Regions from separate parts of the Homo sapiens genome. Here all the other regions are linked to region 5. Evidence: chromatin contacts called from ENCODE Hi-C or POLR2A ChIA-PET data. All regions are on one chromosome and are shown on one strand. Each heading gives the region's core, a stretch centred on a gene start or an enhancer-like site at or near the end of the contact. The rest is flanking DNA. Distances are from core to core; before and after follow the strand shown.

Region 1 (4,898 bases), core at 1,272-3,771, 1.4 Mb after region 5:
AAAATATCTGATTTAAAGCCTTTTTATCTAGTAAGTCCAGCATGTAGGCTTCCTCGGGTGAGTTTCTATTGATTAATTTTTATCCTGTGTATGAGCCATACATTCTTGTTTCTTTGCATGTATCTTAACTATTTTGAAAACTGAACATTTTAAATAATATAATGTGCAACACTGGAAATCAGATTCTACCCGCTCCCCAAGCTTCACTGTTATTTCTGTTTGTTGTAGCAGTTGTTGATTTAGTGACTTTTCTGAACTCATTCTTTTTTTTTTTTTTTAGAGATAGGGTCTGAGTTGGTGACTCAAGGGATCCTCTGGCCTTAGTTTACCGAGTAGCTGGGACTACACGTGTGCCACCGCACCTAGCTTATGAATGAATTCTTTAAAGTCTGCATTGTTTATTGTGTGTGACCACTCAGGTTTCTGCTCAGTTAGCTTAGTGGTCAACTAATGATTAGAGAGACAGGTTTTCTTAAACACCTTCAACCAAAAAATCTCCCAGTCTTTCCTGAGGGGTTTAGTACTTACGTTGGGACAAGCCTTCAACAATCAGCCAAGCACTTTACATTAGGTTGGTACCAAAGTAATTTCGTTGAAATGACAAAACCGCAATTTTTTGCACCAACCAACCAAATAATTCTGCCTTAGCCTTCACTTCTTGCTTCTGTAGTGCCTCAAGGTCACCCAGAGGTTAGAGCTCAGGGCCTTCTCAGGCCTATCTTGAGTGTTCACATAACCCTAGACATATGCACACCCTAAGCACCTTCTACAGTCTCAGGAATATGTTAGCGTTTTTCAAAGCCCTATGGACATCTTATTCCCCAGCTAAATACTTTAGTATGGCTGGAGCAAAAGGTGCTCCAAACAAAGTTTAAGGGTTTTTTTTTTTTTTGACCTTTATAATGAATGTTATGGGGAGCCACTAGTGGAATTTTAAATAAAGAAGGAGCATGACTACATATAGCACAAAAATTTTTACCAGTGAGGTGGAGAATGGATTAAAAGGAATCAGACCGAAGGCGGAAAGATCAAAGAGCATTCTAAAAAAGTAGCCTGGGGAACATGGTGAAATCCTGTCTCTACTAAAAAAATAAAATAAATAAAAACATAAATAAAAATTAACTGGGCATGGTGGCAAGCGCCTGTAGCCCTAGCTACCTAGGAGGCTGAAGTGGGAGGGTTGCCTGAGCCCGGGGACGGGATGTTGCAGTGAGCCCAGATGGCGCCACTGCACTCCAGCCTGCGTGACAAAGCAAGACCCTAACTCAAAAATGCATTAATAAATAAATACATATAAAATAAAATAAAATAAAAAAGAAGTGAGGAAGGTCTGAGTTAAGGCCAAAGTGGGGAGTATTTAGAAGGGGAAGTGGTGGATTGGAAAAGCTGTTATGGAGATTACACATTTCATGGTTTCTACAGTGGGGAGAGATGAAAAAGAGGCAAGTGTTCATACTCTTAAGTTTCTGATTAGGAAAATTATTTGGAGGACGGGGCTACTCACCCCCTCCTCCCATAAAAAATGAATAGAGAGGCATAGGTTTGGGGGGGAAGCATAAAGATGTGGATCCAAATATTACCTATGAGTAAAATAATCTTTGTGTTTTTAAAGGTATTAATATCTTAAAGCAATTGTGCTACTCAAATCACAGTTTGGATCCAGGCGCTGTAATCTTTCCTCACCCTCTGTCCAGTAGATTCATCACCATTCTCGATTTAGGAATGCTTTAAAGATGCTTGTTATTTGGAACATATTTGAGAAAGTGACAGGAACGTGGCAAACAAGCTGCCTTAAACAGAGACTGTACCTAGACCTAGAGTGTAATATCAACTTGTCAAGTATATCTTCTGCAACTTTGCTTTTTGAAAGCCTAGCACAAAGTAGATCATGAGTAAAATGTGATTGCCGATAATTACATGGAGAAATGTGAATAAATGACTCTTTAAACCCTGTAAACTAAACTCGGCTTAAAATAGGTGGTTTGAACATTTGGGAAACCTTAGTTTTCCCTGAAATCCAATCCTTGCAAAGCAATAATGACAAGAGGTGGATAAAGCGGACTTACAGAAAAGGGCGTCTTACCGGTCCCCTCTAATCACACCATCCCCCCTCTTTTAAAAAAATTTTCTTCTCAGATAACCAAGTTAAATCTAGCTCAAATGAACCTTTTAGTTTTTGAGGAGGGCAATAATAGTAGTGAACACCAAAACGAAAGGGGATCTGGGCTTCAAAATACTAACAGTTCTATTTCCTAGCCAGTCGTCTCCCGGGCTGGATGTGCCGCCGTCCCAGATCTCAGCGGCGGCCGCAGAGCGCAGAGGTAGGGAGAGAAAAAGGAGGCGTCGGCGGGGCGCGAGCGACCAGGGCGCTAAGTGCCGCCTCACAGTCCTGCCAGAGACAGGAGACGCCGGGCCGCCCGCGCCGTCTGTCCCAAGAGCTCCTCCTGGACATCCGCTTGACTCTCCGTCGTCTCCAATTGGCCGTCGGGGAACGGAAGCCGAAGCAAACTAGTGAACCCGGAAGTGCTTCGCGGCGGAGGCCCGGGCAACTCTTTTGAATGGAATCGGGCTGATTCATCGCCGGTTTGCAGACAGAGCCGCGTCGGGTGTGCGCCGCTGCTGCTGTTGCCTCTGTCTTCGCGTCACCACAGAGGCAAGACAAGGGTCCATATCGCGGCATCCGGCTCCCGCCCGTCTTCAGGTAAGACCCAGAAGGCAGGCCTGGGAGGTCTGGGGAGGCAGCCGTGCTAGGCCGCCGCCAGCCCCGTGCTTTCCTGAGTCACGTTGCCCAGCTGAGTTGCCACAGGAGGCCTGGGCCGCGAGGGAGGAGCCCGGCCTCCTTCATTCTCTTCGCCTGCTCTCAGGGCTCTCTGGCAGGGTCAGGTCTGGATGTCGCCTCCTTTCTCCATTCTTTTCTGTTTGGCCGAATTCACATCATGGGAACCTCTTCCATCTATATAGAGAGAATCCTTGTTTATGGCCTGTTTGTCTGTGCTCTATCCATAGTTGTTAACCGGTCTGCTTTGAAGTTTTTCAAAGCAGACCGGGAAAACAAGGGAGAGAGAGTAGAATTAACTTTCCCATTGAATACGTTTGTTTTATCTCTTGTCCTTCCTGTAAGCCTTAACCCTTTTTCTGTTAGTGTTAGGTTTTCAGCTCCCTCCAAAAAGTAAACAAAAGTCCTGCAGATACACTGCTTTTGGACCTTGAATATCTTAAAAACAAAGTGTGCTACTATGGCTGTTAACTTACTTTCAATATCATACTAATTGAGTAATTGTTGGTAAATTGATTACATTTCTCGTTTTAAGTAAAGTAGAAATCTGCTACCGTATGTTACATCTTGCAACTTAATTTTCCTGGGGATGTAGCTCTGTGTCTGTCAAAAGAAAAAGAATGTAAACTTTTGAGTCTATAAACCTAGTGACTGAAGGAAAAATTCTCGAGAAAATAAATGGTAATATAAGTTGATAAAATATTATGGAAAGGCAGGGGAAAGGGTTTAAAAATGAGCATAAAATAGAGTTATAGTGTGAAAGTGATTTTGTTCCACTGGTCACAAGTGTTTTTTTAGTGCTTCTGACTTAATGTGTTTGAGAAAAGCAGCAAGACATGCACTGATACTGTAGAAATAACAAAAACATGAACACAGTTTTAGTGGAGATGATTAATATAATGGTGGCCTTCCTGTCACGTAAGGCTACCTACCAGCTGACTCATTTGAAGTTTAGAGGTTAAGATATATAGTGGTTCTGAATTAACTACAGTTAAGGTGTGTTTAGTGAAGTGCTATTTAGTGAAAAAGGCTAAATGTTGTCTTGAATTTGTCCCTAAATCTTGCCAAGGGAAGAAAGTTTTCAAGTGATGATCTTTTATTGATGCTTCACCTGTTGACTTTGGGAGTTTTTGGTTTTTTGTTTTTTTTTCAGCCTAAAGTGCTTGGTAAATAATACATTGCCATTTTAATTTAGGCCGGGTGCGGTGGCTCACACCTGTAATCCCAGCACTTTGGGAGGCTGAGGTGGGCAGATCATGAGATGATCCAGCCTGGCCAAGACTAGCCTGGCTAACATAGTGAAAACCCGTCTCTACTAAAAGTATAAAAAAATCAGCCGGGCATGGTGGCACGTGCCTGTATTCCCAGCTACCTCAGGAGGCTGGAGGTGGAACCTGGGAGGTGGAGGTTGCAGTGAGCCAAGATCGCGCAACTGCACTCCAGCTTGGGCAACAGAGTGAGACTTTGTCTCAAAAAAAAGAGAAAAAGCTGAATTTTAATCTGTTTGACATGGGTTCATCTTATTTTCATACTGGCCATGTAAACCATGTGCTTGTTAATATATAGTTTGTGAACCATATGTATGAAAGTCAATAAATATTATTGCTGTTGTTATTGTTATTATCTTAGAAGTGGAAGAGATTAATCTAGTCCTCTTATTTCAGTAACAAGAAGCAACTGTGCTTTTTTAATTTTCAATTTTGTAGTAACGTTCATTTAATAATTCAGTGTCCACCTGTGAAAGCCTTGCCTGAATATCCATGTGATTTCTTGCTCAGGAACTTGTCATATTCCCTGTTTGTTGCAGTCATTTTGACATTTCGTATTCTGCTTTGTGTGTGATACTTTGGTGACCTTATTTGTGAAATGGGAGAACTTGATTAAATAATCTCTTCTAGTTCTAAAATGATAATAATAACAATTATAACAAGAATAGCAACGACAACATTTATTGAGTACCTTGGATGTTCCAGGCACTATAAATTGCTTTGGACGTATTTTTACAACAGACTTGCAAAGTAGATGTTATCCCCACTTTATAAATGAGGTCTAGAGTCTAGAAGAGGGTAAAAATTAGTGTCATATAGTGAGTAGGTGGTGACGCCGGATTCAAATTGAGGTC
Region 2 (4,423 bases), core at 500-2,999, 1.7 Mb before region 5:
GCTGTTCCAAAGGGTAATCAGTTCTTTTCCCAAACTGATGGTCCATGGAATGTTAATTTCCCACAGGAAGTTAACACGTATACTATAAAAATGTGTTCAAGTAAGTTTGGGAAATACTAAGATAAACAAAGTAAAATAAATTTATTTATGGCAGGAGCTTTCAGAATATTTATGATAATATGGTGGAGTGCATTATGAATCTCTAAAAGGAGGACTTAGTGTGCTTATTGCTCAGTTATCTGATAACAGAAACCTTTCTCAATAGACCCAGTTTGGGAAATAATATTTACCTTTCCATAAGCAAGCAAGAATGGTCAAGTAAACAAACTGAATGGCATAGACACATAGACACTTCCTGCTTTGTATTATAGTTTCTGTTTTCATGTCTTGTCTACTAGACTGTATACTTCCTGAGTCTAGTGGCTATGACTTAATCTCCTGTGTATCCCCAAGAACTAGCAGAGTGCCTAAAACACAGAAGATATGCACCAATAAATGAAAGAAACATAGAATAAATGATGAGTGAAATTAAAAAGTGATGGAAAGCATTCTATTGAATATCCTAAGCTGTAGGTAAATAACAGGACACAGGAGTTGGCAAAATAAAAATGTAAGAATAAATTAAATATACATTATTCCTTTAAGCCTGTCTAATTAGTCAGTGAGTATGTCTTTGTAAGATATTTAATCATTTGAGAAGCTGGAAGAGAAATTGAATTACTGGAGAACAAATCTAGTGTCAGTTCCTTTTGAGAATAAGGAGCCATGAATGCTAAAAGCCAAACTGAGGCATGACATCCACGACCATGATACAGACTTGCTAGGATCATGATTTTGGAGGGACAGCACAGGCAGAAATAATGTTGGCTTTCAGAAATTATTTATCATGAACTGAAATTTAAAAGGCCACCCAGGCAGATCAGCATTTATTTGCCCAATTGCCTCTAATACATTCATTTATTCAGCACATTTATACAAAGTGCCATATATGTAAATGTATAACAATCATATTTCTGCAAAACAAACCAAAAACCCAGAGCAATTAGAAACACCTATCAAGTAGACAAAGGCAGAGCTTACATCTGGATTTTGAATACTTAGAGGCACCTGTCACTTGCCATCATATGAACTCACTAACAAAAGACATCTGCCATTTGATACTAATTGGGTAATTTGCACAGTGACTCTTGAACTCACAAATGGTTTATGGTAGATATAGTTTAACTCCACAATTAATATGTATTGCATTTAAAAAATCTTCATGAGGCCATATAATCATTTTAACAGTTGTGTAAGAAGGGAACTTTTGTTGAGGGTTTACCTCATAACATTGGAACCTTTCTTTAAATTCTTATGCTAATTTTGTTTGTAAAGCAAAATAATGCTTTTAAAAGTAAGAAAATGATAAGCATGGGTGATTAGTTTTATTGGAGAGGTTTTTTTCAGCTGAAAAATTCTCATAAGACACATAATTCCTGATGCCCAAGGTTTTCATAAATGTGTTTTCAGAATCACAAATACTAAAAGAGGCATTGCTTTAGTATTGAGCTTTAAAAAGACATGCTAATAAAATATACCACCGTGTTATCAAGTCATAATATTTCGGTCTAGTTCTATCTATTTTTAACTTCGGCTACTTATTGTGAGAACTGATTTTAATTGGTCCTCGTTTTTCTGGAGATAGACATCTGTATGATTATGATGATGGAACTGGGTTCCCTTCTTTAGCAGCACTGCTGAACCGAGAGGGCACTGAGACCACAAAAGAAACCACAGTCTTCTCCCTCAAACAAATGATTTAAGTAAATAAGATTAATAAAACATGGCTTCTCTAATGCTGTTTGAAAAATCCCCATTACATTCTCTTTCTTCCTTCCCAGATCTCTCAGAACTTCTGTAGAAAGCAAACATCAAAAGGACCAAAGGTTTTTGTAGTGATTCAGCCGCCCACAGCAAAGAAGTAAACCTTGATTTTCTTTCAGCCTAGGAAATGATCAGCGAAGAGGCTTCACAAACAGCCTCTTTAACATTTGAGGTTAAAAAAGAAAGTCAGTGGAGCAGAACAGTTATTTTCACAAACGCCTTCGGGGTTTTTTCTTCTACTTTTTAAGTAACCCTTCTAATCCCCCCAAGTAAAATATTTTCATTAGCTAAAGTTTTGGCTAGGCATTTTAAACATGCTTTAAAAAAACAAATGATAAAATATATTTATGTATTGGGTGTGACTTTTTCTAGTGCTTTTTTCCTTTGGCTTTCTCAAATGCTGATTTCCTCTGGCTATAGAGTTTCAACTAGCTTCTTTGGTGACTCTGCCAAGTCACACCTACCTTAGCAGTTTCCGTTTTGTCTCAGAATTCAGCTTTTGGAATTGAGCTCCGGAATCACTGTTCCTTTTTTTTCTTTGGAGACAGACAACTCTACAAAGCAGTTCACCCTAGAGTTCTGCCAAGTGAACCCTGGTGTTTGGATTTCAGGAGGAGAGCCCATCTCCAGTGCCTACTTGGGGAACTCTGTTACCTACCCTGTAGTTTTTTCAGGTGAGATGCCAAAGGTTATGTTCAAGAAAGGCAAAGAGAGAGAGATGTGTTGCTTTCATCAACACTCAGACAATAAAGTCAAAGATAGTAAAATTAATTAAATTAACAGGGAACCAACTTTACTGGAAAAGATAAAGCAATAAACTGGACAGAGATTCAGATGAACTTACAAATAATATGTAGATCACTGATAGCCCCCTCTTTTAAAGGAAACATGTATATATCTTCTCGCCAGCTTTATTCAAGTATGGACAGAAATAAACCTCAAGAAACCCTGTCTTTTCCCTTCCTACATTAAGCTAGAGATGTCCATATGGGTCTCTCTTTGGATATCTCTCTCAAAGGAAACAGAGAAATTGCTAGAGGAGGGTCGTGGGCCAGAGAATAAAACAGGCTTCCAACAACTCACGATTTGTAAACTTTAGTCGGATGTCTGGATTATAATTAAATCTAAAACTTGGAAAGCAGCTGGGGAAGGGTAGACAGGCTGAATGAGAAGTAGGGCAGGGTTTACTAAGCAAATCATGGTGTAGGAAAAACAGATAGCTAACTTTTATGAAATTTTATTTTAATAAAGTTTACAATGGCCAAGCGTTGGCCATCTAGACACAGCTAACAAAGGACACCAAGAGGTGGTTGTGTCTCTTTGTTCACATTCTACACAGAAAGAAAAGCAGCAGCAGGAGAGGCTCCTTAGGAAAAGAGCTCTCTCCCTTCATGAGAACTTCACAGTAACAGAGGTCAGGAAATAAACAGACCTGGCTCTCTCATGGGGCCTAACCATGACCCCAAACAGTAAACCCAAGGGAAAATTCCACTTAGTCCAAGTTAAGCTGACAAAGTGGTATCAATATTGCCCATTAAGGATAGGTTTATTTTCTCTGACCTAAGCTGCTTGGCAATCCCATGGTCTAAATAGAAAAAAAAAAAAGGCTATTTTATTTTCTCTAAAAGCAATAAGCTTATGTCCAAAAGATTATAATTTCTTAGAGATATTGTCAACCCTGTCAATATATGAAAGGCAACTCACATTTTCTCTCCAAGTGACTCAAATTTTAATCTTTATTATCCTTTCCCAGATGTCACAACTCCTCTCTGCCAGATTCCCCATTATTTCAAGAGACAAGAATATTCCTTAAGGCCTCCTTTTGAATATACATCTTTCTGATATCATGTCTCTGGTTTCCCTGAAGACTAACACATCAACAAATCTATCCTGTGCCTGGATTCTAGGCTTTGAAAATAATTGTATCAGTTTAGCCAGGCACAATCAACATTTCTGTCTTATGTGCATTCTTCAATTCCAGCAGAATGTCTTGTTTGCACCGCCCCAATTCTATGCATAAAAGTGTTGATGCAGAAATTGGCATAATTGTGAACAGAGACAAACCTTTCTGCAAATAAGACAACTGTCACTCATGGACCACAGGAAGACTCTATTCTGAGACTGCTCCAACATAACATCAGCTATGGAAGTCCTAGGAGGGTATGGCTTGTGGAGTAATACCCTGATTAGTGTGCACCAAAAGCTCACAGTATTTTTTTTTAAGCATCAAAAAGCCTTGCTCCTCTAGAAACGTTTAGCGCATTCAAGCCCACACACACTCAGATAGTAACGATAATCCTTTCTTTGTGGGATTTGGAAGAGCTACAAAGAATAAAAAAAGCCACAATATTTTGACAAAGTGATGCATTCTTCTCTAGGTATAGTTGATGGAAACTTTTGAACTTTCCCTGTTCAATTGATAAAACATTATAAATGCAAGAACATTGGAGTATATAAGGCTTTATAGGAATACAACAGATAAAGACACACACTTATTAGGTGTATATGAAGTACCTTATATTTTTAAAATAATCCATTTGCATAAAAATTTACAATTTTA
Region 3 (4,400 bases), core at 541-3,040, 1.2 Mb after region 5:
GGGGATTACATAATTCAAAAGTCAAGAGGTAGAGGGAGCTTTAAAGTTGTTTGAGTTAGTGGTTCAGCAATATTATTAAAGACCCATGTTTTGACCAGGCACAGTGCCTCACACCTGTAATCCCAGCACTTTGGGAGGCCGAGGTAGATGGATCATTTGAGGCCAGGAGTTCAAGACCAGCCTGGGCAACATGGTGAAACCCCATCTCTACTAAAAATACAAACATTAGCCGGGCACAGTGGCATGCGCCTGTGCCCAGTTACTGTATCCCAGTTACTCAGGAGGTGGAGGCATGAGAATTGCTTGGACCCAGGAGGCAGAGGTTGCAGTGAGCTGAGATCATGCCACTGCCCTCCAGCCTGGGTGACAGAGCAAGACTACATCTCAAAGTAAATAAATTAATTAAAATTTTTAAAACACCAATTTTTTCCCCATCTCTCTTTTTGGCCATCTCGTGATGATGGTTTTATTCTGTAGTTGAAGACCCTTACAGCTTTAGGCTGTTTGTCAGCCTAAATAATGAAGGCTGTGCTTCACTTTTACTTTCAGCTCTGTAATCCAAGCAAGAGTCCTGGTATTCACCAAGGTTAGACTGGCTCGTGTCATGCACTCCACCCTCAGCCAATAACAAAAGTAGGAGAAATATAATGTACTGACTGGTTTGAGCCAGTCCTAGCCTACTCATGGACAGTGGTTGGAGTTTGCTTCCCAAACAGTACATAGGCTACAAGGGGAAAAAGGAAAAGGCAATATAGAAGTTGCATAGACAAACAAAAATGATCTTGCTTAAATAATTTAATTTCTCGCCATCTAGTTTTCCTGCAAAACTTGTATGAATTCACAATTTTTTTTTTTTTTTTTTTGAGACAGAGTCTTGCTCTGTCACCTAGGCTGGAGTGCAATGGTGTGATCTTGGCTCACTGCAACCTCCACCCTCCGGGTTCAAGCAATTCTCCTGCCTCAGCCTCCAGAGTAGCTGGGATTACAGGTGCCTGCCAGCATGCTCGGCTAATTTTTGTATTTTTTAGTAGAGACAGGGTTTCACCATGTTGGTCAGGCTGGTCTCGAACTCCTGACCTCAGGTGATCCACCTACCTCGACCTCCCAAAGTGGTGGGATTACAGGCATGAGCAACCATACCCAGCCAATTCACATTTTAATTTTACAGAGACAGTGAAGAAAAATACATCAATGAATAAAAAACAACAAAGAAACTCTCTTACATAGTCTTACCATGTGCTCAGGGTTTTAAATCCTTTACACATACTAATTCATTCAATTCTCAAAACTACCATAAGTTTTAGGCAAGACATTTGTCAAAGGTGAAGTCAGGATTTGGAATGTAGGCATTATGGCTCCAGCACCTATTTGCCTAACTCCTCTGCAGAGAGATGGATGTTACTTCTGACGTGCTCCAGAAAGTGCCGCTGGGCTTGGTTCTATGGCTCCCTCTCCCAAGAGCTGATCAGCATATTGCAATTGATGAATGAAGGGTTAAAGAATAAATAAATGAGACATGAGAAAGAGGTGTTTCTACAAAGTTTTTTTCCATCCAAACAATATTTTAAAATCTGAAACCCAATGATAAGAGAAGAATAAAACACACAGTTCTTTCACCAATTGAATAATTAGAAAAAGTTCACCAATTCCATCCCACTCAGCTTCCAAACCATAACAGCATCTTCAAATTATAATGCCAAAGGTGATCAAGTACTTTGAAGCCAGGATCTCTAATGCCAGTGAAAAACTGTCAAAATTATGAGTCAGCTGTTTGATATTTAGAAAATCAATTAATCTCTTTGGGTCCGTTTCCTGCTCTTTGAAGTGATTTAACTTAAAAAAATCTTTTAAAAATAGCATGTCTACGCACAGAATTACCTCTACACTTTTAGAACTACCTCAATCTTTCCTCCTCAAACAATAGCTTGTGATTTTACTTGAAACCCGTGTTTATTGGATATTTTATCATGGCTCTGGCATCCCACCAAATATGATCAAATTAAAAAGGAACTGAACTGGTAAAGCAAGGAATAAATAACACACAAGGAACTTTGAAATCTCTCTGCAAGCTTCAGCTAGTTAATCCTCCCAACATCCCCCTGGAGTCATGCTAAACAGTTTTCAAAGGTCAGATCTCATTGAGAATTTGACTTATTTTATTGAAGTAATAGAAAAACCCAGAGTTTATGGATTATTCTTTCCATCTCTCCCTCTATTCTCTTCTCCTCTTTGATTTCTTTCTCACCACCATTGTGTCTTAGAGGTTACAGACAGGCTGACATTTTTTATCTTTCTCATTTATAGATAATTACAAGTATGAACTATTATTATTAATCCTACTAATATTAGTAATTGTATCAGTACTAAATTACTGTGTTCTCACATAGAAAATTATTGATGACAGGCATCTCATAGCAATTTCAATTTCATGAATTTATAATTCCAAAAGAAATATATTTCAGGTAATGCAAATTTGTTTTCTACAATTTATATATTCCTTACCTCTTTGAGGGGAGTTCAGTAATTTCTATTTTATCCTAATATCAAAACCACTTTTCTAGGTTTCTCAGTTTAGAAAGAAAATGCCTGTGAGGCTCATTCTTTTGGCTGGTGTTTCTCATCAACTTTAGAAAAGAGAAATCCCAGTGCATAGATCAAAATAGAAAGGTTAATTGGTAATAAACTAAATGTATTGCTATCTTGGCCAATAAAACAGAAAGTAGAATGTATAATATCTAAAACAAATTCTTCAATGGTGAGATGTCTCATTTTCTGATTAAATTCTGTCAGCTTACAGAGACTTTTTATGGAAACTTAAATAGTTCACCTTGTACCCTGTAGAAAGTATCATGTATTTTTTATGAGACATATTAAGCTATACATAACAGATTAGAAAGGAAAAATGGAAGGATGAGTAAAACTGCAGAAACAAATGTGCATTATCATCTTCCTTGACTAATTGTATTGAATCTGCTCCCAGGTTGCCCTATTTTTCTAAATTGGCATTTGAAAAGAGACAGCATGTCTAATTTGCTCCTCCACTTCTCAACAAGAGCACCTGTGTTAGTCCGTTTGCGTACTGCATGAACAACTGCCCAAGACTGGGTAATTTATAAAGGAAAGAGGTTTAATTGACTTACGGTTCAGTATGGTTGGGGAAGCCTCATAAAATGTACAGTCATGGTAGAAGGTGAAGGGGAAAACAAAGCGCCTTCTTCGCCAGGGGGCAGGAAGGTGGCGTGCCAAGCGAAGAGGGAAGAGTCCCTTATAAAACCATTAGATCTCGTGAGAACTGACTATCACGAGAACAGCATGGGGGAAACCCCCACCCACCATGATTCAACTACCTCCATCTGGTCTCTTCCTTGACACGTGGGGATTATGGGGACACAAAGCCAATCATATCAGCACCTCTTCTGCATCACCCTCCTTTTCCCTTCCCATCCTCCTGCCATCTTCAATTATGCTATTCTTAACATGCCCATCCCAAGACCAAGGTAGGTATTAAGCAGGAATTGAAGGTGGCATATTCTCAGTTCGTTACGTTCTTGTCAGCCTGGAAGCTTCCACAACTAGGCATAAGAAGAAATCAGCCCGGGCGCAGTGGCTCACGGCTGTAATCCCAGCACTTTGGGAGGCCGAGGCGGGCGGATCATGAGATTAGGAGATTGAGACCATCCTGGCTAACACGGTAAAACCCCGTCTCTACTAAAAATACAAAAAATTAGACGGGCATGGTGGCTGAGGCAGGAGGATCACTTGAACCTGGGAGGTGGAGTTGCAGTAAGCCGAGATCTCGCCATTGCACTTCAGCCTGGTGACAGAGCGAGACTCCATCTAAAAAAAAAAAAAAAAAAAGAAAGAAATTGAAAGTGGTAGAGAATGCATCTGAATTTTTTTCCACCTCCGTTAAAATTTCATGTATCAATGAATGAGAGAATCTTCACTAGATAAAGTGCAGTGTATTGGGCAATCCCAGGTGCTTTAAAAGTTGTTAAGAGGATGGACTTTGGAGACAGACACTTCAGTTTCCACTTACATTTAATGGCTATGTTTACTTGGTCAAGCCACTTTACTTCCTTATGCCTCAGTTTTGAATCTATAAAAGAGTACCTCCTTTATAGGGTATTATAAGGATTAAATAAAGTGATACATGTAACGTACTTAGAACTGTGCCAGGACCATAGTAAATTATATACAGGTATTTGTCATTATTAATCCATCTGAGATTTTAATCTCTTCTACATTCCCAAACAATGGTCATTCATCATATGTTTCCTTTCTCCCAGGGAAGAAGGAACTCATTACCTCTTAAAGTGGCCTATCTCATTTTCTGACTATTGGAACGCTGATCTTCCTGTAACAAGCGAATTTTTTTTTCCTTATAGTTCTGGCTCACT
Region 4 (4,416 bases), core at 331-2,830, 1.3 Mb after region 5:
ACAGTCTGAATTCTAGGTTAGAGTTTGTCTGGGGGAAACAAAATAGCTAACCAGCACGAACTGGAAGTGAGCTTATGTATTTTCTAAAACTATTGATCTGGAACTAAAACATTATCTAAACCAACCAAATACTTCATTTGGTTCCAGACCTGGCCTTCACTGTCTGGAGATGGCTGTGCAGCTCAGAAGGAAGTCTCGGCCTTATATTATCTTCCCCTGAGAGTATTGGTGAATCAACTCTGAAAACAGCACTCATTAGACAAATAGTTTCTCCATTTGCAGCTGTTAAATAGCTCTACCCGCCAGTGATAAAGGGGCATCCTGTGTGGGTGTACTCAGACCTCTTCAAGCAACTGGCTTAAAAGGAAGGCTAGCTCACTGGGGATCCAAAGTATCAGTAAGGGTGATAAAGCTTGCTTGAAAAAGCTCTCTCTAACTGGGGCTGGGGAAGCAATGCAAGCAGCAGGCTTTCTCCAGAAAGCAGCTTTCTAACTCCTCACCCTCTCACACACACTTCAATATACAAAGACCCACTGTTTTGTTGCGTTTTTCCTGAGGTTTTACCTTTGGCACTGCAAAAGCCTTTTCTTTCAGCATCTGCAAGACCCTATTGGATGAGATCTATTTCTAGGTTAAAGCCTTTGATACATTTCAAAGCAGACTTTGCCTTTAAAGTTCTCAACTCAACTCTTTTTTTTTTTTCAAAATATACTAAATACCAATGGGTAACGTGGCTCTATAGTCAAGGTTTAGAAAAAATATATGCACTAATGCCGACATGGGAACCACTGTAACTGACATTCCACTTGCAGACATGCTAGGGTACGCTCTACCGGCTAGGGAGGGAGGGTTTCTGTGGGCCAGACCCAGTCAGCCAACCTTAGGAAAGGAACCCGGCTCCATTTCCTAGTGAAGTGGCAACAATGACTGTCATTTCCTCCTCAAATATAATGTAAGGACATTTCCAAGTCGCTTCAGTCATTTCTTCCTCCTCCACCCTACCATGTGCTTACAAAAGTATGCTGTAGGAGAAACTCAATTTCTTTTTCCAGGCAAGGTTCCATTAAACATGTCCCCAATAACCTGATTACATCAGACAATGAGCCTTCCTTCTTATATGATTTCTTCAGCAGAATGTTTTTTAGTTAGAATTGCCAGATTTAGCCAATAAAAATACAGGATGCCCAGTTAAATTTTTTGAATTTCAGGTAGATAACAATTTTTTACTCTAAGAATGCCCCATGCAATATTTGGCAACCCTATTTTTAACATCACATAGACTATATAAATATGAAGCTGAATCTTAGCAGATTCTCTCCTAGTTTGGGGCTGGGGAAGTGGTTAGGTGTGGAGCTAATATTTACTCTTTTTCCGCCCGTAATTTTCTTTCTTCCGTTCTCCTTCCGCAAGGAACGTCTTGGGGCTTCTCGAACATCTCTCAGCATTTACTGTACGCCCCCCTCCCCTCGCTTTTGCTGATAAAATGGTTGGTGTTGTGTTTAAAGTGTTTATAAAGTCTCCTCCGTGATAACGCGAGCGTTTAAGAGAGAGAATTCTAGGCACACCTCTTCCTCCCCTCCAGAGTGCCCCGGCGTCTTTCTAGCCTCCGCCTCCAGGCGGGTGAGGAGGTGACACCTGAGAATTCCTCCCTCTCACCCCTGACCCTGCCGGAAAGCGAAACTGAGATGCGGGCATTGGGCCCTGGGAAGCGTGGGGAAGGGGAAAGGAGAAAGCCAGGTGGGTTTTTAGGTCCCTTCCAGTGCCACACTGCGGGGCGTTGAGGGGCCGCTCGAGGCAGGCCCTTCCATGAGGCCTGGACTGGAGGCCTTCTCTAGCCGCCGGCGCTGGCCTGGGCCGCCTGCCGCCACGCAGGGGCCGCGCGCCTGGGCCCCAGGGCCCCTTTGCCGGCGGGAGGCCGGGGGGACCGACTGCTCTTGGCGCCCGGGGTCGGGGGAGGCCGGGAAACCTCGGCTCCCGGGCGACAGGCACCCAGGCCCTTCTCAGCCCCCCGGCCGCGGCCGCGCCGGGCCTCGCTTCAGCCGGGCGATTCTTCCCCTCATTTGTTGCATTGTTTGCATTAATATGAATATCTTGTTCTGTTTGTTTTGTCTCCTGAGAGCCAATAAAGCTGTGAGTTTTTTCATTACACCAAATGCAGCTCTACGGGCGATCAATCAATGGGTAGTCTTCGGATAATCTGTGAGAGTGAGAAATCTAATAAAGCTAGCGACTAAAAAAGGAAAACAAAATCTATTTTTCTCTTAGGTTAACTACGTCAGGATTAATGTGTTCCACTTCTGCTGCCTGAGGTGGGTTTAACTCTTGTTCTTTCCCCCCCACCCACCCCAACAAATTGATTTAAATGTCAAGATGGGAGGGGAAGAGGGCTGAGGAAAGAAAGAGAAAAGAAAAGGGATGTTTAGGAGCTTCTTAAATTTTCTGATGGTTGGCCGATTCTTTCAAGAAGAGGAAAGACAATACTTTCTAACGTCCCAGAAAATCAGAGAAATGGAGGATTCTAACAAAATGTAGTTTGGCAAAGAGGCCCTTCCTCAGTTTTCCGAACAGACAGGAAATGTAAATTGATAATGACGTAAATAAGTGATGATAATAAATCAAGTTATTATTAGTGCCCCCTGCCCCATCACTTGTTTGCTTTTGCTAGATGCTAAACTTAACTCCTCAAATGCATTTTTTGGAAGGCCCCTCAACCATCCTGAGCAATGCAGGAAATAAGAGAAAGATCATCTGCCTGGGCTGCTGCAGTTCTCCTCACAGCACAATGCAACCAAAATCATTTATAAACAGACAAAAATAACAATCTGAATTATCTAACATTAGCAGTTGAACTGAAGAGCCCAAGATTATGTGATGAATTGTTAAATTGCAGTAGCATTGTTTTGGATTGCTAATTAAAAAAAATAAGCAAACCCCATGACTCTAGATATGACAACTGAAAATACCCACAAATTATTTAATAAATGAAGTGTCTAACAACTTTAACACTTCCTGGTCGCCCTGTTAATAAATGTAATTTGAGGTAGATTTTTAAAATCTTCAATCTAAACAGTGAATTCATTACGCGCCATTCAGATCTCTAGATGCCTATGGACTTCTTGGAATTAGGTGTTAAATAGACAAAAGTGAACCAAACTGCCTTTAAAAGCACAGCATGACCATGTAATTCTTTTTCCAGTTTGTGGTAAAAAATGATGAAACTTCTTTCCAAGTAGCTATCACCCAGATTTAGTGTGAAAAGTAGTGTAATTGTAATTCACGCCATCAGGGTCTATCGCTGATAGACGATCAGCTGTTCTGTAGAGGGGAGAGGCTTTCTTTTCAAATAGGAAAGCTGCCAAGTGCTCTGCGATACCTCCAGCAAGCTTATCGGATTGAGTTCAGAGCCAAAACAGCAGCTGCACACATATGCAAATTGGCAATTAATAGTATAACATTCTGTAAAAAAAAAAAAATGTTTAAAAAAATTTTTAAAGAAAGTAGAAAGAAGCTACCTGAACATTAACCTTAACTGTAACTGGGACTTCTAAGATGAATGACTAAGGATTAATTACCCTCTGGAGAGGACTTGCTGTTTAATACCTTCTCTTACAGATCAAGTCTTTGTTGTCTTGCTGAGTTTTGTCTGTTTCATGGAACACAACAATACACTCTACAGGAAGAACTTTAACTAAAAAGCCCTTATATTTCGATTCCAGAAAATGGAGAAATTAAGTCCTTTCCATGGATCATTCCTTCTGTAAACAGAGATCACAAAGCAAGAGCTTCAGCATCCTCGTGAAAAAGACATTTTGTTCTGGGTGTCATCATCTCCTTCCACTACAGCTTGCAATTGGAACAAGCTTCACATCCTGGGGGTGCTGCCTATCTCTGTCTTGATTTCTGTCTGTCTATTCCTCCCATTGACAGGAATGTCGTTTGTATCCTCCACGCAGCAGTTTGCAGAAATCCAGCAAGGTTTATGGTTTATGTTGCCCAGCATGTATAAACACAACGCTCTCAAATGCTTTTTAAAAATCTATGAATTTGTTAGATGTCTTCACATCCTGGTCCTCCTACCCCAATTCTCAAACACAAAGTACTCTGTTGCCCTATTATAGTCCTGCGATAGTTCTGGCTAGGATTAGGTTGACGGTCTAAGCCCCAAGAAAGGCCTGGCATTTTCATAGCAGGCTTTCCCCAGTGCTTTGAGTCTTCCTCTCTCACTCCCTTTTTCTTTTTCCCTCGGAGGAGGGGGTGTTGGGGGTGGGAGGTGATTAGTAAATGTTTCAGGTAATCTGTGAATTCTTAATAGTCATATTTCCGTGGTGGAAGATCTCCCTATTTCTCTGATGTGACAGGTTACAGAAACCTTGGTGTTGGGGGTTTTACAGATATTTACAAGTTCTAGGAGTTTGA
Region 5 (4,509 bases), core at 1,049-3,548:
TTCCTGCCTTTGGTCCCTAGACCAAAGAGCTTCACACATTCCAAAGAGAAGCTGGATATTGACATTTATAACCACAGACAAATGGATAGGGAAATAGCTTGGGAAAACAAGAAGGATGAAGATGGCAGCATTTATAATTTCAGGGGAACCGTCCATAGATCACATATTAAGCATTTTGTAGAGTCTCTACCATGTGTTCGGAATGTACAGGTAGGTGCAGCAAGAGAGAATCAGAAGTCTAGGTTTGTTAGTTCAAAAACAGGTCCTGAAGTGACAGTTGAGTCCATGGCAATGTCCAGGGAGTCAGAAAGTCTTCACGCACGATTGGGTGGTGTTGGCTGGTGAAAACCTCAGGAGTCCCTGATGGATTGGTTTACTTCAAGCTGTTAGCTCTCCAAGCAGGCAAAAATGTAAACTAAGCACCTGGCATCTCTCCAAGGACACAGAGGGGCTCCTTCAGTGTTTGGGTAATAGAGGCCACCTGCACAAGCCTAGCCGTGCACATGTGACGAGGTGCATGCCATCACCAGCATCATGAAGCGGACACTCTTGCCAAACAATTGACCCAAATGGCTGGGGGTTCAAAATTCCAGTGCTTCCCCAAACAAGGCCACAAGTCTGCTCTGAGGGTGAGAGAAAATCGATCAGAGTAGCTGCTAGGAGTAAGGAAGGATACAGGATAACAAAACCTGTGGGGACCTAGCACAGGGGGAACAGAGTTAAACCTGGTGCTTTTTGCTTTGGGTCAGTGATAAAGGGCAGTGATTGCAGAGATTGCAAGAATTAGGGAAATCCTGAAATTTGTGAAGGAGATAAAAACAGGACTGAAGCAGATGTCGATGGGAACCAAGAGGTTAGTGATTGAAAAGTTAGTGCATTTTCACTGTAGTTAGTTGCTGCAGTGAACTTTTCCACCTTGGATTGTGGGGCAGGCAGAATAAATTATCAAGGCAATAAAGGATCTTATTTTAAAGGATTCTTTTGGTAGTTCCTAGCACACAGGGTCAAAGGAGAATAGAGAAGTGTGACTCAGAGCAGGGTTCATTTCCAGGTCCTTGCTGTAGATAGGATGATGCCATTCACACTCTGAGAAATCTCTTCCCATCGCTCTCCGAAGGAAGTCTAAACCAGATGGTAACTTAGCTTAGCTGCAAAGAAAATAAGAGCCACCAACAATTTAATGTTTTTCAAACTGCCTGGACAATCTTTTCCTTCCTCATACAGGCACGATAACAGAAGTGGCCGGTGGAGGGTGGCCCATTGAGTGCCCATGATGCAGTCCAACCAAGAAACAAAGTTCTCTGCACACCCCTCGCCCAGGCAAAAAGAGAAAGTAAAAGCAACCGGTTGCTGCCAAGGGGTGTGGTGTGGTGGGGCTGGCACTACCCTGAACATCAATGAAGGCTGTCTGTTTCTGGTCCTGCTTCCGCAGTGAGAGGCAGCAGGTCCCCAAGCAGGCGACCTGCCCTTCACCGTGAGGCTGTCAGCCTTGGGGGAGCGGGGTCATTTGGAGCTGATAAACCAATGAGAAGAAAGGTTTGTTGCTCTAGGCGGTGGGTGAGGGCATCATAGCTGACTCTTGGTCTTGGTCACTTTCGGAGGAGATGGTTTATTTAACCTGACTTCCTTCCTGATGCGCACCGTAGGCGCAGTGAAATCCGGGAATCGTGGGGAATCCTTGGCGCTGTGGGTGGAGGCTCCTCTTGGCCCTGTGGCCAAGGTGACCAAGGGCCGAAGGAAAAGCGAGAACGGGAGGGACGGGACGCAAGAGGGCAGATGGGGAACCCCATACTCCAGCAACATTATATAAGAGAGGCGACGATGGAGCAGCGCACCCGGCCAAAAAAGCCTCCGTGCGCCTACTCTACGGTGCACCGCGTCCCCTCTGCACCAGAAGGGCCCTGTCCTCCCACATCCACCGCGCCCTCCTCCGGGCCCCCGAGGGCACTGGGGCGCTTCCTCTGCCAGACCTCCCCTGCGACTCACTCTTCCGGCTCCAGAGCCCCCCCGCCCCAACAGCAAAGCAGCCGTGACCTGCCCCAGGGGCGCAGCCCTGCCCCAGGCTGGAAGGCAGCAGAGCTGTGGCGTCGAGGCACCCAGCGGACTGCGGGGCTGGCGTGCCCGCGGTTACCTGCGCGGCCAGAGGGCTCCGCGAGATCGAAGAACCAGAAGAGCAGCATGAGGAGCCCCGCCGGGCGGCGAGGGGTCGCCCAGCCTGTCCTCATCCTGAGCTGGCGCAAGCCTTCCGGCCGGGTCCTCGGGCGCACGCGGCTCCCGCCCCGCCTGCTGAGCGCGGCCTGCCCCGCCCGCACCTCTGTCTAGGCCTCTGGGGGCGCCCCGGCCCCGCCCCCGCCGCCCTCGGCCAATCAGACGTGCGTCTCCTCGGCCCCGGGGCGGAGCGGGCCAGGTGTGGGAAATGAACAGGGCTGGGCGCTAGATACCTGCGTGGGGTAGGACCCGCGAGGAAGAGGTACGTGCGGATCGGTGGGAGAGCCAGGCACCAGACAGGCTCCTGCACTGGAGGGTTCGGTCCCCGCCTCTTCATCAGCCAAGCTGGGGAGATGCGGCCCTTACTGGGACTTGGCACCGCCCTGGTGGGTGGGTTCTATCAGTTTAGAACCTTGGCCTCTGCCTGGCGCACTGTGGTCAGGGACGACTTCTCCATTCCAGCCTGGACTGGAAAGGGACCCATGATCTCTTCTACCCCGGAGGAGGAAGTGAGCACCTGCCCTGTGGGTGGCTGCGGCCAAGCCTAAGAATTCAGTCGTCCTTGGCAACGTCTTGGGTATTTTGACAGTGCAAACAAAGGTGGAATAATGGTACACTGCAGTTCTACCCATAGTTGTTAAAGAATTAAAAGCAAGAATTACTAGAATGACCAAACGACACTTCCAAGGATGACTTATGCTTTATAAAAAGTTGACCTTTGCGAGTAAGCTCTTTGCTTAATAATTTAATGATAATAATAATTAGCTGGTAGAAATGTAGAAGTCTGCATGCAGAACCAGAAATTTCATGTCCCACTCACTCTCTTCCTGTGGACACTGCTATCATTATAAAGAGGCCAAATTCTTAATGACCTAAGTTGCTCAAATGTGAATGTTTTATACTTTTAAATCTCGTCTTTGCTGAGCACATAATGTGTACTTGAGGTGGCCTCCATCCTTGTTGCATGAGGATGCAAAGACCTAGGTTGCTCTTCCTGACTCCCACTGCCAAGGTTTCACAGTTGGCTCCCAAACCTGCTCTGTCCTCTCCCCAGGGTCTGGCCTTTCAGTTCCATAGATATAGTGAGCACCTGCCATCACAGGATCTGGGCACGCCATGGAACAGAAGGACAAAAAGACAACATCTCTGCCCTCCCCTGAATACTGGGGAGACTGAGGCACTGTGATGGATAATATTGTCAGCTCGATTGATATGAACGAATGCAAAGTATTGTTCCTGGGTGTGTCTGTGAGGGTGTTGCCAAGGAGATTAACAGTGGACTGGGAGAGGCGGACCAGCCCTCAGTCTGGGTGGGCACCATCTCATCAGCTGCCAGCATGGCTAGAATAAAAGCAGGCAGAAGTTGGAAGGACTTGACTGGCTGAGTCTCCTGGCCTTCACCTTTCTCCCGTGCTAGATGCTTCCTACCCTCGAACATCGGACTCCAGGTTCTTCAGCTTTTGGACTCTTAGACCTATAAAAGTGGTTTGTCAGGGGATCTCTGGCCTTCGGCCACAGACTGAAGGCTGCACTGTTGGCTTCCCTACTTCTGAGGTTTTGGAACTCGGACTGGCTTCTTTGTTCCTCAGCTTGCAGACAGCCTATTGTGGGACTTCACCTTGTGATCATATGAGTCAATACTCCTTAATAAACTCCCTTTCATATATACATGTATCCTATTAGTCCTGTCCCTCTAGAGAACCCTAATACAGGCACACTCAGTGACACAGGGCAGAATGAATGGGGAAACTCTGACAAATGTTGAGGGAAGGCAACATCTTAGCTGGGTCTTAAAGAATGGGTAGGAATTTGAGCAGGCACAGCTGGTGGGAGAAAACCAGTGACAGGGCAGAGGCCAGAAAATGCAAGCAGAGTCAGAAGACAGTCCAGAGTCCAGGGTAGCTGCCCTGCGGGGGGTGTGTCTGTGAGAGAGATCAAAGTGGTTGTGGTGGGGGCCCCAGTGGAAATGACAGCAGAAAGGTGAGTTGTGTCTGTTTTGTGAAGGGCCTTGAATTTATTCTAAGGCACAGATGGTGGGAAGTTCTGAGTAGGAGAACCTGCCACTGACCTGATCCCCTCTGCCTCTGTGGCTGCCTGCCTTTCTTTCTGATCCTGCCCAGCTTGGAGCTCCTTGAGGGCAGTGGTCTTGCCGTATTCATTATCACATCCTCAACACTGGGCACAGGGCCTGTCCCAAAGTCAGCTCTCAATAAATGTTAGTTTAATCGATGGATGGATTCCTAGGGCCACCACCTTAGCCTAGGGCCATATGAGCTCCTACTTGCATTATATTGCAATAAT
Region 6 (4,586 bases), core at 1,307-3,806, 1.2 Mb after region 5:
TGGGACATTGTGAGTTTGAATTGCTTATGGGATACCTAAGTGGAAATATGCAGTAAATAGAACTCTTTGATTAGGCTTCTTATGATTATAACAATTATTAAATTGCTGCTAAATAGCCTCCAGAAAATCTCAGCAAATAACATTAGTCATTGCCAGATTATCCAAGCAGTTTTTTCTTTCTAGCTGACATGATTTGAGTGATACGATGAGAAAAATCATAGCAAATGTTTTACATGCTGACAAGTTAAACTAATAGATATTTTTAGATGTTGTGTAAGAAAAGAGCTCTTGGTTAAAACTGATGCTGACATTTAAAGGCTCTCCATAAACTTCAGAAATGTGTAGCCTTAGACACAAAGCCTAGTAGTTTAGAAGTAATGCTTAGCATCTAACCCATGCTTTTTCAACTTTGCTTTCTGTCATGAATTGCCATTTATTATGACCATCTTTCAATATCTTTAAATAGGCTTCAAGAACATGGTTTTTAATGGCTGAATTATTTTCTTTCATATTGTATAATGGAAATGGTATTTTACCAAGCAACCTTCCTTTCTGTGACAGTTCAGGCAATTTCTAATTTTTTATAATATAAATAAATGCTGATTGAACATCACTAAACATAAATACTATACAAACATGTTTTCTTTAATATTTTCATTTTTCCCAATCAGCTTTGTTAAACTGTGGGATTGACTAAGAGGTTCTTTCTCTTATTCTGAAACTGCAACCATCTCAGAGGAAACAGCCTTGGATTTGGTACTAGAGAACCAGGTTCTAGTCTTAGCTTTTTTTTTAAAAAAAAAAAAAAAAGAAAAAAAACTCACGGTATTGATTATGGCCAATTTAACTTCCCTAGCCCTTGGTTTTCTCTGTCCAAATAACAAGGTTTTACTAAATAGATCTCTATAGGCCCATTTACTAAGTAGAACAGCAACAACAAACATTTTGCAAACAGTCTAATGATCTCAGTAAATAAGGTTGTAAAATCTGATCTCAGAATATGTCTTGGTGGTCTTCTCAAAGCTTGCTTTCTTTGACAAGCTAGCATCCTTCCCATCCATGTAGATAGATTCTGAGGCTTAGACAGGGTGGACCCTGGAGGTAGTAGGGTGGTGAGGTGGACCCTGGAGGTAGTGGGGTGGTGAGCTACCTAGGTGATCAGGTATAAATAGACCCCTAATTCTCTACCTCCACCTCATTTATTCCACCATTATAGCTTTATTGCTTACATCTTGACTTGCTAATAATTCCAGAAGAAAAATCATAATCACAGCCTTCAAGACGTTAGTCCTCTAGTTGGAGTAGGAATCCTGGGTCCACATATACTACTCTGGATATAAAAAGGCAAGAACCCCTTGGAAATTGTCACAAGACAAGGTCTGTCAAGATGCAAGAAAATTAGATGGTACAACCATAAGTCACTTGACTTCATTTATTCCCCCTTTCCTTCACCATCACTCAGGGGCAATCAAAAGTGAGTTTTAGCCATTTTTCTTAATGCCAAATTTTCAAAACCTTTCGTTAATCCCCCATTTAAATCATAAGAGGCAATATATCTGTTGAGCAAAATACCTCAGCTATGTTTGATTGACAAATTTTGTATAAGACATCTTTTTCATCTGGAAAAAGCAAAGCAAAGTATTAATAACACACACACAAATGATTCAATGAAGTCCAAAATTATCTTACAGATAATAGGGTGCCATAGGTATCTTCGATTCCTAAGGACCTTTGCTTTGCCCACTATTTACTTATTATAAGCCAGCAGATTTGCAATCACCAAGTATCTTGTGACTCTCATGACAGAACACAGCACTGCAGCAAGGATTTGAGGTGAAGGGCAGGCAAGCGCCATCATGCTGAGGCTAGCCAGGGTAGGTCCCAGGGGAACCTCACCCTGGGATATTACTACATCTCAAATGTATACTACTCAACTCTTAAACCTTGAAAGGTTGTTGAAATATTTGAAATATTAGTGCAAGGTTAAAACCAAGTATTTTTACTATTTTAGAGAAGGTGAATTGCAACATATTTACCCAAACAGACTCAATTTAGGTCATACGCAGTGGTTCACAGCCTTGGCTGTCCATTAGAATCACCTGGAGAGCTTTTAAAACTCCCAAAGCCTACGCAGCATTCCTAACCAATTAAATCAGTATTTCTAAGCATAGGAACCAGGCATCAGTATTTTTTAACGCTCCCCAGGAGATTCCAATATATAGCCAAGACTGAGATTCACCGATGTAAGATTTAACTCAGGTAATATACCTTTGGGCTTATTGTGCTTATTTGACCAACACTGGGGCTCATTGTGTTTATCTGACCAATATAGAGCCAGAACTTATAGAAACCATTGACGAAATGACTCCCCCCAGAGACACCTAACTCTTTTGGCTCTCACTTTCTTCCTAGGCTATCAGGCATGGTGTTTGTCATATCCCAACCTGAATCCGCAACTCCCTGCTTGACAGTCCTGAGGCTACCCCAAGGGTTCTGATGCACCTCATAACATCTCTTGTTTTTTCTCAGTCTACTGTCAAACCACTTAGCTCAGAATTCCCAGAGGCCCCAAAACTCTCACTTCCCTCTGAAACACTAAAGTCAGCTAAGGTTGATGCATGTACGTTGATGTGAATCTTCTGAGTAGTTTTGGTTTTACAAGGCATTTAGGAAAGTCTAGGGCCTGGCAGCATCAAGGCATGGCTATGAGGTGGGGGGAATGGGAAGAATCTCTAGAACTCCCTCAGTTTTTAGCTCCTCTCCTTCCCCTATTCTTTAATATGTATAATTAACACTTTCTGTTTTATATATCTTACACAAGGTGCCATAAAAACAGTTTCAAAATGCTAAAATGATTTCCTGGGCAAAAAGGCAAGCACCCACTCTAACCTCCCCACTTAGTCACCTACACCTTTCTCCTTGGGTGTAGATAGGTGTCACAATTGAAAAATAACACACTTGAATTGTCTTGTTAGGATTTTTTTCATGACCAATTTATAAACATTCAGTATGATTTCGGCACAACTGGCCTCCCAAATTCAAAGCCAGAATTTCTTAAATGTTGCGGGTTGTTTTTAAAGTTAGAATGACTACAGCTACACCTACATATTTAGGAAGAAGATAAATGTTATTTGTGTGCTGCAATTGTGATAAGCATATTGAATACAATGATTGTCAAGCAAAATTTCCATGTGCAATTTCAGACAACAGACTCCAAAATGTGACCATATATAATCACCCCTTTTCTACTACATTATGACAAAACAGGTAGTTGAAAATCATGTTTTATTCCTATCTCAGACAATAGGAATCTTAGTAAAAAAATCTATTTTGTTTAAAGAACAACTTCAGTTTTCTCAGAGAGTCACTGAACCCAGATTGGTAACTCAAACTCAGCAGCTTTCTATTTCTGTCTGGTCTTTCATTCTCTAGCTTTGTTTACAGGCTAAAGTTGCTGCAATTGGGTCTTCTCACTTCATCCCTTAGTTCTGTATACTGTATATATCCTGAATCATCTAGCAATATAAGACCACATTGGTCCAGTTCCTGACAATTTACCTATTATGCCTGTGTGCTGAATTTTATTATCTTAGGGAATCCATGAGCTTCCATGATTATGACTTGATAAAATTACAGCTCAGTTCAGATCTCAACAACATGGAAAGAGGTTTGCAGGGTTTGTTTACAAGTGAGGATGCCATATGCTCCTCTAAGAAAAAATATGCTAATTACCAAGGAAGAAATGAGGTAAGAACATGTGCAATTGCTGCAGACCTACTAAGTAAACAAGCAAGATACTTTCTGTGCAATGGAAATAAATGTGGTGAATCCATCCCCTGTGTTTTTATGTTCAGCTGACTCTACACAGAAAATGTTGAAGAGCAAGAAAAGGCATTTTCTCATAGTTATGTATTATATGTGTAGATTGACATATTTCATATTTGAGGTTCAAACTGGCCCAAAGCCTTATGTGGGTCCTTGTTTATTTATAAGGTTATAAAGCAAGATATTAAATGTTTAAAGCTGTATACAATAACAACCTGAACTGAGTAATTACAACTACCCAAAGTAGGTTTTTTTCTGCTTTACTTTATGGTTCTTGAACTTGCTGCTCTTCTCCCAGGTTTCATCTTCACACCAGCACTTGTTGCTGGGGGGAAATGTTAAGTTCATTCAATCATTTGTCTTCAAAATAACTGCAGGTGTTTGAACTCAGCTCTTGAGGGTTTTTTCTTCCCTCTAGCTGGTGTGTGAATATAGATAAAGCTTTAAGGAAAGAGAAAAAAATAAAAAAGAAACTATACAGCTTTTTCACCCAACAACACATTGCCAGGAAATGCTGGCTCGGTGAGTGGTGCCTCTAAGCAGAGCTTGCATACCAAGACAGCTTCCTCCACACCAAACACGCTACCCGCGGATCCCCGCTTTTCAAACACAGGCATCCACATGGAACTTCCTCAAGAAGAGAACTCAGGCAGGATGTCTAATTACCCATTTATAAATTGATATCCCCACAAGTTAGGATCTGTACTGGCAATCTATAACAAGGGCCAGCCACAGCAACATTGTAAAGTAGGCAAGTCAAT

The links. A loop is a pair of places that touch in the nucleus more often than their neighbours do. ChIA-PET counts read pairs that join two places held with the same protein, here RNA polymerase II (POLR2A). Pooled maps may share reads with other maps.
Region 1: a loop to region 5 is called in a map of CD8-positive, alpha-beta T cell, with 6 times the contacts of the local background. The contact joins the promoter of PSMD14 here to the promoter of LY75 in region 5. A Hi-C loop is called at or near these places in 3 of 168 maps with a recorded cell type or tissue (CD4-positive, alpha-beta memory T cell and CD8-positive, alpha-beta T cell) and 10 of 50 pooled maps.
Region 2: a map with no recorded cell type shows a loop between it and region 5 (13-fold over the local background). The contact joins the enhancer-like site here to the promoter of LY75 in region 5. A Hi-C loop is called at or near these places in 1 of 37 single-sample maps with no recorded cell type and 2 of 50 pooled maps. POLR2A ChIA-PET finds 5 or more read pairs at or near these places in 1 of 52 experiments (activated CD4-positive, alpha-beta T cell).
Region 3: a loop to region 5 is called in a pooled map, with 2.8 times the contacts of the local background. The contact joins the enhancer-like site here to the promoter of LY75 in region 5. A Hi-C loop is called at or near these places in 1 of 37 single-sample maps with no recorded cell type and 8 of 50 pooled maps. POLR2A ChIA-PET finds 5 or more read pairs at or near these places in 1 of 52 experiments (activated CD4-positive, alpha-beta T cell).
Region 4: a map of naive thymus-derived CD4-positive, alpha-beta T cell shows a loop between it and region 5 (3-fold over the local background). The contact joins the promoter of LINC01806 here to the promoter of LY75 in region 5. A Hi-C loop is called at or near these places in 1 of 168 maps with a recorded cell type or tissue (naive thymus-derived CD4-positive, alpha-beta T cell), 5 of 37 single-sample maps with no recorded cell type and 10 of 50 pooled maps.
Region 6: a loop to region 5 is called in a map with no recorded cell type, with 5 times the contacts of the local background. The contact joins the enhancer-like site here to the promoter of LY75 in region 5. A Hi-C loop is called at or near these places in 10 of 37 single-sample maps with no recorded cell type and 10 of 50 pooled maps.

What each region holds. Positions count from the first base shown.
Region 1 is chr2:161,305,904-161,310,801 of GRCh38, forward strand. It overlaps PSMD14 (proteasome 26S subunit, non-ATPase 14), which reads left to right and starts at 2,522. Exons shown (of 12, transcript NM_005805.6): 1 at 2,522-2,701. RefSeq lists an enhancer at 2,390-2,849.
Region 2 is chr2:158,189,407-158,193,829 of GRCh38, forward strand. The region is part of intron 11 of CCDC148 (coiled-coil domain containing 148); the gene reads right to left. The region is part of intron 3 of CCDC148-AS1 (CCDC148 antisense RNA 1); the gene reads left to right. Among named protein-coding and RNA genes, the nearest start is that of CCDC148-AS1, 25 kb to the left of the region's middle. RefSeq lists an enhancer at 1,970-2,129. Within about 2 kb of position 1,750, at least 2 of the 41 ENCODE cell types and tissues checked have a DNase peak (open chromatin) inside an H3K27ac peak, as active enhancers do.
Region 3 is chr2:161,127,241-161,131,640 of GRCh38, forward strand. All of the region lies in intron 2 of TANK-AS1 (TANK antisense RNA 1), which reads right to left. Among named protein-coding and RNA genes, the nearest start is that of TANK-AS1, 31 kb to the right of the region's middle. Within about 2 kb of position 1,791, at least 2 of the 41 ENCODE cell types and tissues checked have a DNase peak (open chromatin) inside an H3K27ac peak, as active enhancers do.
Region 4 is chr2:161,243,159-161,247,574 of GRCh38, forward strand. It overlaps LINC01806 (long intergenic non-protein coding RNA 1806), which reads left to right and starts at 1,581. Exons shown (of 2, transcript NR_110164.1): 1 at 1,581-1,737; 2 at 3,717-4,416. The region is part of intron 3 of PSMD14-DT (PSMD14 divergent transcript); the gene reads right to left. RefSeq lists enhancers at 1-10, 31-140, 1,370-1,429, 1,377-1,877 and a silencer at 1,860-1,969.
Region 5 is chr2:159,902,458-159,906,966 of GRCh38, forward strand. LY75 (lymphocyte antigen 75) reads right to left here and starts at 2,299. Exons shown (of 35, transcript NM_002349.4): 1 at 2,132-2,299. The coding sequence starts at 2,225. LY75-CD302 (LY75-CD302 readthrough) reads right to left here and starts at 2,299. Exons shown (of 38, transcript NM_001198760.1): 1 at 2,132-2,299. The coding sequence starts at 2,225. RefSeq lists enhancers at 1,211-1,260, 1,311-1,360, 1,581-1,630, 1,771-1,850 and silencers at 2,031-2,490, 2,260-2,501.
Region 6 is chr2:161,086,260-161,090,845 of GRCh38, forward strand. No RefSeq gene overlaps it. Among named protein-coding and RNA genes, the nearest start is that of TANK-AS1, 72 kb to the right of the region's middle. RefSeq lists an enhancer at 4,538-4,586. Within about 2 kb of position 2,557, at least 2 of the 41 ENCODE cell types and tissues checked have a DNase peak (open chromatin) inside an H3K27ac peak, as active enhancers do.